Linked DNA regions of Homo sapiens: region 2 is linked to region 1. A link is an interaction called in ENCODE POLR2A ChIA-PET data of the cell type or tissue named here. Cell type or tissue: K562. All regions are shown on one strand. Links, peaks and the distances in the headings refer to the core of each region. The heading gives the core; the rest is flanking DNA.

Region 1 (5,367 bases), core at 292-5,291:
TCTCCTGCCTCAGCCTCTGGAGTAGCTTGGATTACAAGCGCCTGCCACCACGCCCAACTAATTTAGTGTATTTTTAGTAGAGACGGGGTTTCTTTTGTTGTTGTTGTTGTTTTTGAGACGGAGTCTCACTCTATTGCCCAGGCTGGAGTGCAACGGCACGATCTCGGCTCACTGCAACATCTGCCTCCCGGGTTCAAGCGATTCTACTGCCTCAGCCTCCTGAGTAGCTGGGATTACAGGCACACACCACCACACCTGGCTAATTTTTGTATTTTTAGTAGAGATGGGGTTTCACCATATTGGCCAGGCTGATCTCGAACTCCTGACCTCGTGATCTGCCCGCCTTGACCTCCCAAAGTGATAGGATTACAGCCATGAGCCGCCCTGCCCAACTAATACCTGATATTAATTTTATTGTATCTCACCCAGCATGGTGGCTCACACCTGTAACTCCTTGGCAGATCGCTTGAGCCTAAGAGTTCAAGACCAGCTTGGGCAACATGGTGAAACCCCGTCTCTACTAAAAATATAAAAATGAGCTGGGCATGGTGGCGTGCACCCGTAATCCCAGCTAACTCAGGAGGCTGAGGCAGGAAGAATGGCTTGAACCCGGGAGGCAGAGGCTGCAGTGAGCTGAGATCATGCCACTGCATTCCAGCCTGAAACAGAGCAAGACTGTCTCAAAAGAAGTTTAAGTCCAGCCTCAAACTCCTGGACTCAAGTGATCCTCCTGCCTCAGCCTCCTGAGTAGTGCACCGGCCCCATCTCAAGTGTTCAGTATTCACATGTGGCTTGTTACTCCCGTATTAAAGAGCAAAAATAGAGAACGTTTCTTTTTCTTTTTTTTCTTTTTTTTTTTTTTTTTGAGATGGGAGTTTCGCTCTTGTCGCCCAGGCTGGAGTGCAATGGCACGATCTTGGCTCACCGCAACCTCTGCCTCCCAGGTTCAAGCGATTCTCCTGCCTCAGCCTCCCAAGTAGCTGGGATTACAGACATGCACCACCATGCCTAGCAAATTTTGTTTTTGTTTTTGTTTTTTTCTTTTGAGACAGACTTTTGCTTTTATTGCCAAGGCTGGAGTGCAATGGTGCAATCTCGACTCACTGCAACCTCCGCCTCCCGGGTTCAAGCAATTCTCCTGCCTCAGCTAATTTTGTAGTTTTAGTAGAAACGGTTTCTCCATGTTAGCTAGGCTGGTCTCAAACTCCCAACCTCAGGTGATCCGCCCGCCTCGACCTCCTAAAGTGCTGGAATTACAGGCGTGAGCCACTGTGCCTGGCCCTAATTTTGTATTTTTAGTAGAGATGGGGTTTCTCCCTGTTGGTCAGGCTGGTCTCAAACTCCCAACCTAAGGTGATCCACCAGCCTCAGCCTCCCAAACTGCTGGGATTATAGGCATGAGCCACCGCGCCCGGGGAAATATAGGGAACATTTCTATCATGGCCACGTTCTCTTGGACAGCAATGCCCTAGCACATAGTAAGCGCTTGCTGGGAATGGAGTTGTTTTGGGCATAAATCTGTGGCCCGCCCCAAGCTAAGCTACTTTCCCTCTCCTCTCTCAGCGGAGCCTTAAACAACGCAGTGAGACAGACATCTATCATCCCATTTTACAGGGGAGGATACTGAGGCACACAGAGGGGAGTCACCAGCCAGAGGATGCATAGCCTGGACACAGAGGAAGTTGGCTAGAGGCCGGTCCCTTCCTTGGGCCCCTCTCATTCCCTCCCCAGAATGGAGGCAACGCCAGAATCCAGCACCGGCCCCATTTACCCAACTCTGTACAAAGCCCTTGTCCCCATGAAATTGTATATAAATCATCCTTTTCTACCAGCTCTGGCCAGGTCTGTCTATGGATGGGTGTGAATGGGGTAGTTTTGATTTCAGAATCTTGGTTTTTGAATTGCAATGCAATGTTTCATTCAATACGTGTTTTCTGAGGTCCCCTGGAGCCCCGGGCCGGCGCTGGGCAATGTCAGAGCCTGGATTTGAGTCAGAACCAGCCCAGGTGCCCCAGGTCTCCTTGGCTATGGACGAGAAGACAAGGGATTCAGCGAGCCTGGGTGCAGGATGCCATAGGCTACTATGGAGATAAAACAGAGGCAGTGTGAGGGGCAACTCACCCAGGCAGGGAGAGCAGAGAGGCTTTCCAGAGCCAAATGGCATTGCGATGGTGACAAGCCAGATTTGGAGGGGGTGGGGAGGGCATCCTGGGCAAGGGACCCAGCTGAAGCAAAGGCCGACAGTCCAGAAAGTGAGAAGTTCCTCTGAGGAACGCTCAGTGGATTGGTGCAGCCAGGCAACTAGAAGCCATTCCTTGATCCACTCTTAGAGCCCCTGGGGAAGACCACCTCCATCTGTTTTACAGATGGATAAACTGAGGCCCAGATAAGGCCAAGGGTTTCTCCAGGTCACAGTGAAGTCGACCAGACACAGGAATCCAAATCTCTAAGCCTAGAATGGGCAAGGCTCCGGGGCTCACGCCGGTAATCCCAGCACTTTGGGAGGCCGAAACGGGAGGATCGCTTGAGCCCAGGAGTTCGAGATCAGCCTGGCCAACATGTCAGACTCCCCCCGTTCCCGGGCCACAACAAAATATATATATATATATATATTAGCCAGGCATGGTGGCGCGCCCCTGTAGTCCAAGTTACTCGAGAGGCTGAGGCAGGAGGATCCCTTGAGCCCAGGAAGTGGAGGCTGCGGTGAGCCATGATCGCCCCACAGCACTCTGGTGTGGACAACACAGCGAGACCCTGTCTCACAAAATAAAGTAAGCCCGGACTGAGTGCGGAAAGGCGGGCCTGGCGGGTCTGGTCTCCCCATGCGGGCCACCAGAGGCCCTGCAGCCTTCAGTCGCTTGAAGGGGTAATGGCGCTTCCACTCACAAACATGGCGGACAGAGCGTGTGAACGAGATGAACAGCCCCTCAAAAATATGGCCGCCGAGGCTGGACGGCCGTGCCCCAGCAGCACCGCCTCCGCGCCCCACGTGATCTCTCGCCGGGCACAGCGCTGACCGCGGAGGTCCAACCGGAAGAATGTCCGGATTGGACATTCGGAAGAGGGCCCGCCTTCCCTGGGGAATCTCTGCGCACGCGCAGAACGCTTCGACCAATGAAAACACAGGAAGCCGTCCGCGCAACCGCGTTGCGTCACTTCTGCCGCCCCTGTTTCAAGGGATAAGAAACCCTGCGACAAAACCTCCTCCTTTTCCAAGCGGCTGCCGAAGATGGCGGAGGTGCAGGTATGGGCTCCGCGCGGGCCGGGGCGGCAAGGGGCCGGGTGGGATCCAGGCCGGAATGGGGTCGCACCCTCTCTGTCTTGCATGTTTTGCGGAGCTTAACATCCATAATGAAGCAAAATGGAAGTCTTTTGGGATAAGGGGAATCTGTAGGAAATGCCGCGGCTCTCTTTAGGCCTAGGGTTGGCTACAATGTGGCATTTCCTTCTCGAGGCGAGGGTGATAGAGCTTCCAGCACAGGACAGGTATTTTGCAACTAGATTTTGCTTACCTTGAACTCGGGTAGTGGGTGGGGGCCCTGGGGTAGAGTCTTGGCCGAATTGGACCCTTGTGTGTCCTCAGCGATGAGGAACACGCGGAAGTGTGGCCGGGCGGTCTCGGGGCAATGAGAAACTGAGTTTTGGCCAAAATGGAAGGTATTTTTATCCCGCTCAGTGCGCGGGCTACTTTGATTTCACGTGGAGGTGTTAATCGGGGTCCCCTGCAGCTCCGGTTCTTTTAATTCTCAATGCCTTTCTGCGGGGGGTCGAGAGCTGTTGGCTGCGGGGCACTCTGGAATGAACTCGTTTTCCGTCGTTTTGGGGATTGGCGATTGTCCTGAGGCGTGTTACTGGAAGTCGAGAGCTGTGATGAATGGTTCCACAAGGATGGGACATCTTTTGGGCCTGACACCTGGGGGCCCTTTCCCTGGCTCCTGGTGTAGCTACTTAAGTATAAAGGAGGGATTGGCCCTGGAAAGGTTTCTTTGTGAGTAGTCTGTTGTTGGGGCGGGTGACATTTCAGAGCCAGGCCGATCTAGGCAAGTTGTGTTCACCAAGCATGTGTCTTTGTGCCTAGCACAGTTCGCAATGTTTTGCGTAGTTCAGTTAACCATATTCCTGAGGCAGTTACTGGTATCCTTGTTTTACAGAGGAGGAAATTAAATTGGAATTGGTGATTTTGGGCCAAGGTCACGACTTCAGGAAGTCTGTCTGGATTTTAGAGTCTTTGTACCAACGCTTACAAAGCATGTGTAACAACCAGTGTGTGCTTCATGCTTTTGCATTAAAACAATGAGGATTTCTACTTTTAGTGTTTTTTCTGAGACGGAGTCTCGCTGTGACACCCAGGCTGGAGTGCAATGGTGCGATCTTGGCTCATTGCAACCTCTGCTTCCCAAGTTCAAGTGATTCTCCTGCCTCAGCTTCCCGAGTACCTGGGACTGCAGGTGCCTGCCACGACGCTTGGCTAATTTTTGTGTTTTTAGTAGAGACAGGGTTTCACCATATTGGCCAGGATGGTCTCGAACTCCTGACCTCAACTGATCTGCCCACCTAGGCCTCTCAAAGTGCTGGGATTACAGGCGTGAGCCCCTGTGCCCGGCCAGGATTTCTACTCCGGAGGAAGCTGAGGTTCGGTGCCTGAGCAGTTTACCGGGGAAAGCAGAGTGCTCTATAGCAGAGCTAGCATGGGCTTTTGACTACTCTGCCTAATCTCATCCCACCTGAAATTCGGTTTTCTTCCAAATTAAATTTGTGGTAGAAACATCCTATACATTAGAAGAGAATTAGATTGTGTTAACATCCTACAATTGATTGGCCACAGTGGCTCAAGCCTGTAATCCGAGCATTTTGGAAGGCCGAGGCACACGGTTCACTTGAAGCGAGGAGTACAAGAGCAGCCTAGGCAACATGGCAAAACCCTGACTCAACAAAAAAAAAAGTACAAAAATTAGCTGCGTGTGGTGGTGCGCGCCTGTAGTCCCAGCTACTCATGAGGCTGAGGTGGGAGGATAGCTTGATCCTGGGAGGTCACAGGATCACAGGACAGCCTGTGCAACAGCGAGACCCTGTCTCAAAACCAAATCCTACAGTTTATTAGTTACAAGGTCTTGTAACTGGGTAGTCAGTGGGCAGAGCCTTGCTGGTCTTCGTTCAAATCCAATTGCTTTGCAAAATACAATCTGAGCATAAAATACTCATAGAAGAACTCAGATATGAGGGGAGTTTGGGCCTCTTAAACTGCTCACTCACTGATCCTGAGGCAGCCTTGCTTTCTCAGTCCCTGTTCCTCATCTGTAGAACGGGGCTCCGTGCATAGTTCCCAGCTCTGATGGCTGGGTGCAAGGCACGCTGTTGGCACGGTAG
Region 2 (5,367 bases), core at 279-5,278, 50 kb before region 1:
CCAGCGCCACCCGGAACCAGGCATCCGGGTCCCTCACCGTAGACGTAGAAAACAGAGCTCCATCCTGAGTACTGCACAAGGACCCCGGCGAGGGGCATCGCGACCACCGCCCCAGCATAGGAACCTAAGGGGGAGGATGCGGGGGAGAGAACAGGCCCATCTTCCCTCAGATCAAGGAGTGCGGACCCCCACCGCTTCCCCCTTTCCAGACACTGAATTACAGGCCACAGCCCCTCCTCCCTTAGACCCAGGAATCCAGGCCTAGCCCCTCCTCGCTCGGACCCAGGAATCCAGGCCCCCAGCTCCTCCTCCCCCAGACCCAGGAGTCCAGGCCCCCAGCTCCTCCTCCCTCAGACCCAGGAGTCCAGGCCCAACCCCTCCTCTCTCAGACACAGGAGTGCAGGCCCCCAGCTCCTCCTCTCAGACCCAGGAGTGCGGGCCTCCAGTCCCTCCTCCCTCAGACCCAAGAGTCCAGGCCCCCAGCCCCTCCTCTCTCAGACCCAGGAGTCCAGCCCCAGCCCCTCTTCCCTCAGACCTGGGAGTCCAGGTCCAGAGTCTCCTCCTCCTCCCTCAGACACAGGAGTTCAGCCCCCCCAGCCCCTCCCCGCTCAGACCCAACAGTCCAGGCCCCAACCCCTCCTCCCTCAGATTCAGGAGTGAGGATCCCTCTTCCTCTCACCACAAAAGGCTGTCGTCGCCAGGCGACTCCGTTCTAAGGGTGGGGCCCATTTGCTCCAGATCCCATGGCAGGCGGGGTATGTGACCCCCTAAAGAGGAGAAAACCAAGGTCACTGAGAAGAGGCAGGGTCCGAGCGAGGGCAGGGTCATATCAGGCGGGGATTTACCTCTACCAACCCCTGCAGGATCCTCACGAAGATGACACAGCCATAGTGGACGCGGGCAGCTGAGGGGATCAGCATGTTTAGAGTGGATGTTGCCACAATAGCAAAGCCGAAAACTCTGATGGGAAGGGTCAGAGAAAAGAATCCAAGCTATCCAGCCATGCCCGGGATTCTGCCTTTCCCGCCCACAGCAAGCTAGGCCCAGTGGTCCCCGGGACCCCAGGTCCCACCACCTCTCTGACTTACACCTTCCTCAATCGCAAGCCCCACCTTTCTCTAAGACCCACCCCCAAATCCAGGCTTCTCCCATTTACCAGAGCCAGCCCGCAAATTCAAGACCACGCCCTCTAACTCCACCCACACAACTGTAGTTACCGCCCACTTTGAGACCCCACCACTGTACCTGTTGGCTGCAAATTTTTGACAGATAAATCCTCCTGGAATCTGAGTGACAATGTAGCCCCAGAAAAAGGAGCCGTGTATGAGGCCGACAGTCTCTGGATCCCAGCTGAACTGGGCTTTCTGCGGGCCAAAATGTACATTAAATCAGCCGCCCTGTCCAGGCTCTGCCGCTCCACCAATCAGCACCCACAGACTTAGCGTCTCGACCTATCAGCAACGAGGAACCCCTCCCACCTCCAAAAGCCTGCCAATCAAAGCTCACACTATCTTTCTGTCAATTAAAGTCTACAAACTCCGCTCTTCCACGTTGCTAGGGCCTATGCTGCCTTAACAACAGAGTCCATCACCACCTAGACGCCTTGCTTTGCCTGCTTCCTTGCCTCCATGAAAGCCTAGGGGCCCATGTATGATGATGACTCTCTCCACTTATATCCAGCTTATGAGCGTTTGCGGAGTGACCTGCACAGGGTCCAGGCGGGGACACGAAGCAGCCAAGGGGGCGGACCAGATTGGAAGGGAGCAAGGGGAGGAACTTCAGGTAGGACAAAGGCACAAATCAGGACTCTTTTCTGATGCAGGGGCAAGGCCTATGCTGAAATTAAAATAGGAGAAAGGACAGGGCACGGTGGCTCACGCCTGTACTCCCAGGACTGGGAGGCCAAGGCAGGAGGATCGCTTGAGCCCAGGAGTCCGAGACCAGCCTGGGCAACATAGTGAGACCTTGTCTCTACAAAGATAAAAATAAAAATGTTAGCTGGGTATGCCGGCGCACGCCTGTAGTCCCAGCTGCTCAGAAGGCTGAGGCAGGAGAGTCACTTGAGCCCAGGAGTTCGAGGCTGCAGTGATGGTGCCACTGCACTCCAGCTTGGGCGACAGAGCAATGGCCCCACTGCACCGTAGCCTGGGAGACCCTGTGGGTCTTTAGATAAGGGACACAACACATGCAGTGGGACGTAGGCAGTGGCAGGGTTTCAAAAAAGGATCACATTCAGGGAGGAACCTGAGATGGGACTGAGATTAAATAGATGTGACCCGGGGACATGAGCTTGGGGTACAGGCGTGAGCAAAATTGCTAGTAGGTCCAAAATGGGGCAGGGGCAACCCCTAGGGAACCTGATGTTGGGGCGGACTCTACATTTTTCAATCAAGCCCCTGGAAATAAGGGCGGGACTTCATTTAGATCAGGACGGGGCTTAGGAAACGGAGGCGGCCCCTAAGGCGAGGTCAGAACTAAGGGGCGCACGGATTGGGCGGAGCTATTCCGACAGCGTTTCGGAAGGGGCGTGGCCTGGACGTCTGGTGGGTGAGTGTGACGTCATGGGGGCGTAGGCGGAGCTCGGTGAGCGGGGCGGGGCTCTGCAAGGGCTCAGGCCTTGAGCTACCTGCACCACCACGTGGCCCCCGCGGTGGGTCGTGCTGTTATTGACCATGGAGACGATGGCCACGCCCAGGTTGCAGCGGATGCCAAAGCTGATGCAGAAGCCCAGACCACTCATGATGGCGATAATGTAGCGGCGAGGGAGGCCGAAGCAGGTGCAGTCCACCACCGGCGGGTCCCGGGTCTGCGTGGTCACCGGGCGCCCATCCGCACTCAGCTCCAGCGTCTCCGCGCCTTCCTGCCGCTTCTCCAGAAGGCTGCGGGACAGCAAGAGCCAGAGACTCGGAAGTCCAGGCCCCCAGCCCCCTCACCCCCAAGACCAGGATCCAGGGCAAAACCTGCTTTTCAACATCCAGAATTCTAAGCCCGCACCTCCTCCTTCACCAAGAGTCCAGGTCCCTGGCTCCCTTCGCCCCCCTGATCCAGAAATCCTCCATCTCCCTCAGACCGGGAATTCAGGCCCCCAGCCCCCTCCTTCTTCACATTGACGGTCTTCAGTCCCCCTCTCCCAGCTCTGTCAAATCCTTCAACTCAGGAGACTTAGACCCCAGACAACCCTTTGGGATTCAAGAGCCTGTGCCCCCACTCCGAGGCCCAAAGACTCTCCAGCCGCCTCTCCCGGATAAGAGTCTATTCGAGGAAGCAAAAGGTGCTAAGGAGATGCTTCAGCAAAGGTGTCAAAAGAACAGATGCTTCTCAGCCACGTTTGCTAGGGGGTGGGGAGATGTCCAGGACCCTGGGAATCCAGCAGCCCGTCCCAGGCATCCCTAGGGAACCTTGAGTCCAGGCTGCCAGCCTAGGGGGTAGGGAGGGGGAGTGGCGGGTGGTGTCCTGGCAGGGGACAGATGGCCCTGGTAGGGGGATTGGCTCATTCCCCAGCGTGACTCTCGCCCCCGCCCGTTCTGGATCCAGAATCAAGTCTGTGATGACGAAGAGGGTATTTGGAGGGCTGCCTCAAACCCAGAGAGAGGCTGCAGAGAGAGAGAGGTGCCTTCAGACAGGTGGAGAAAGACCCAAAAAGAGGGTGACAGAGATGGGGGGAGTTGTACAGAGGCCCAGAGAGAGGGGGTCACAGACAGAAGAAGGGAGAGAGATCCAGTGAAAGGGGGACAGAGATCTAGAGAGGAAGAGACAGAGACCCAGAGAGAGGGAGAGAGAATAACAAGGGAGCAGAGACCCAGAGAGAGAAGGGGACAGAGACCCAGAGATACAGGGGGACAGAGACCCAGAGACATAGTGGGACAGAGACCCAGAAAGAGGGGGACAGAGACCCAGAGAGAAAGGGAGACAGAGACCCAGAGAGAGAGGAACAGAGACCCAGATAGAGAGGGGGACAGAGACCCAGAGAGAGGGAGAGAGAATAACAGGGGAGCAGAGACCCAGAGAGAGAGGGGGACAGAGACCCAGAGATACAGCGGGACAGAGACCCAGAGACATAGCGGGCCAGAGACCCAGAAAGAGGGGGACAGAGACCCAGAGAGAAAGGGAGACAGAGACCCAGAGAGAGAGGAACAGAGACCCAGATAGAGAGGGGGACAGAGACCCAGAGATGGAGGGGTCAGAGACACAGAGGATGACAGAGACCCAGAGAGAGGGAGACAGAGACCCAGAGAGAGGGGGAGAGAGACCTAGAAATAGGGGGACAGAGACCCAGAGAGGGAAGAGATGGAAACCTAGAGAAGGAAGCAGACAGAGTCCCAAAGAGAGGCGGGGACAGAAACCCAGGAGATAGAACATAGATGCAGAGAGATGAGAACAGAGATCCAGAATGCAAGAGAAAGATGGAGAGCCTGGGAGACGGAGGATAGACAGGCTGGGGACGTGATTTGTGAGGTGCAGCCCCTCTCTGAGGTGGGTAGGCAGCCAGGGGATCGGGCTGGATCCCAGGAAGGGGCTGGAACAGATGGAGGCGAGGGAGACTGGGACGGGGGAGGAAGGAACAGCCAGACGGTCCAGGGGGAGGGAGGTGGAAGAGCTGTGAGAACACAGCAACCCCTCCCCATCCTAGAACTTAAGGAGGTGGGGAGGGGCAGTTAAGAAACAGGGGTGGGAGAAGCCAGGGAGTGGACAGAACCCAGAAGGAGTAGGAATGAGACCCCAAGAGGAAGAAGACAGAGAGCCAGAGATAGGGGGGATTGAAGCCACTAGGACGAATAGTACAGGATGGCAGTAACTCCCCCCACCCATCAGAACCCATCACCCAAAGAGATTAGACTGACCCAGGTTGACATCGGATGATATTTGACCCTGAAACTCAAGATGTGATTGCAGCCCCTGATGTGAGATTCCTTGTTAATATGAGGAGATGTCAGATCTCTAATCAAGGCTGTCTAAACAGGGGGTCTCAGTATCCCACATCTATAAAATGGGACAAGGGCAAAAATGCAAGAGAATAAAGAGGGAACTTCAAGGTGATATCAATCATTTTAGAGCAAGAGGACCAAGGACACAGAGATGAAGGTGGCCCTGATGCTTTGCAGGGGACAAGGACAGAGAAGGGAGACCCTAGATGTAAATCCCCCTCCCCTCCCTGGATACCCCAAACTCAGGCCTGGGGACTTGGCGATGAGGAAAAACAACACTTAGGAGGCCATTACCCCAAATTGAGATGTCTCAACTTCTCTGTCTCTCCCTCTCTCTCTCTCTGCTTCTCTCAGGATCTCTGTCCACTCCCCCACGTCTTTGTCTCCTTATGTCCCTCTGCTCTCTCTTCTCTTCCCATTGTACAACTAAGGAAACTGAGGC

The links. Peaks named below come from ENCODE experiments on the same cell type or tissue, not always from the same donor. Only the 100,000 strongest peaks of a DNase experiment are listed, where the experiment ranks them.
Region 2: POLR2A ChIA-PET joins it to region 1 with 6 read pairs; 11 of 35 experiments call an interaction of 5 or more read pairs at or near these places.

The regions. Positions count from the first base shown.
Region 1 is chr19:49,484,401-49,489,767 of GRCh38, forward strand. It overlaps FLT3LG (fms related receptor tyrosine kinase 3 ligand), which reads left to right. Exons shown (of 9, transcript NM_001459.4): 9 at 1,615-1,831. RPL13A (ribosomal protein L13a) reads left to right here and starts at 3,208. Exons shown (of 8, transcript NM_012423.4): 1 at 3,208-3,244. The coding sequence starts at 3,230. RefSeq lists enhancers at 2,596-3,095, 3,156-3,275, 3,184-3,788. In K562, for the core only: a CTCF peak has its summit at 2,792; a DNase peak (open chromatin) is centred at 3,051; H3K4me3 peaks cover 2,508 bases.
Region 2 is chr19:49,433,923-49,439,289 of GRCh38, forward strand. It overlaps SLC17A7 (solute carrier family 17 member 7), which reads right to left. Exons shown (of 12, transcript NM_020309.4): 2 at 2,627-2,879; 3 at 1,246-1,364; 4 at 846-960; 5 at 680-767; 6 at 38-124. Among named protein-coding and RNA genes, the nearest start is that of SLC17A7, 4.9 kb to the right of the region's middle. In K562, for the core only: a CTCF peak has its summit at 2,630; DNase peaks (open chromatin) are centred at 1,439, 2,219 and 2,559; H3K4me3 peaks cover 233 bases; H3K27me3 peaks cover 86 bases.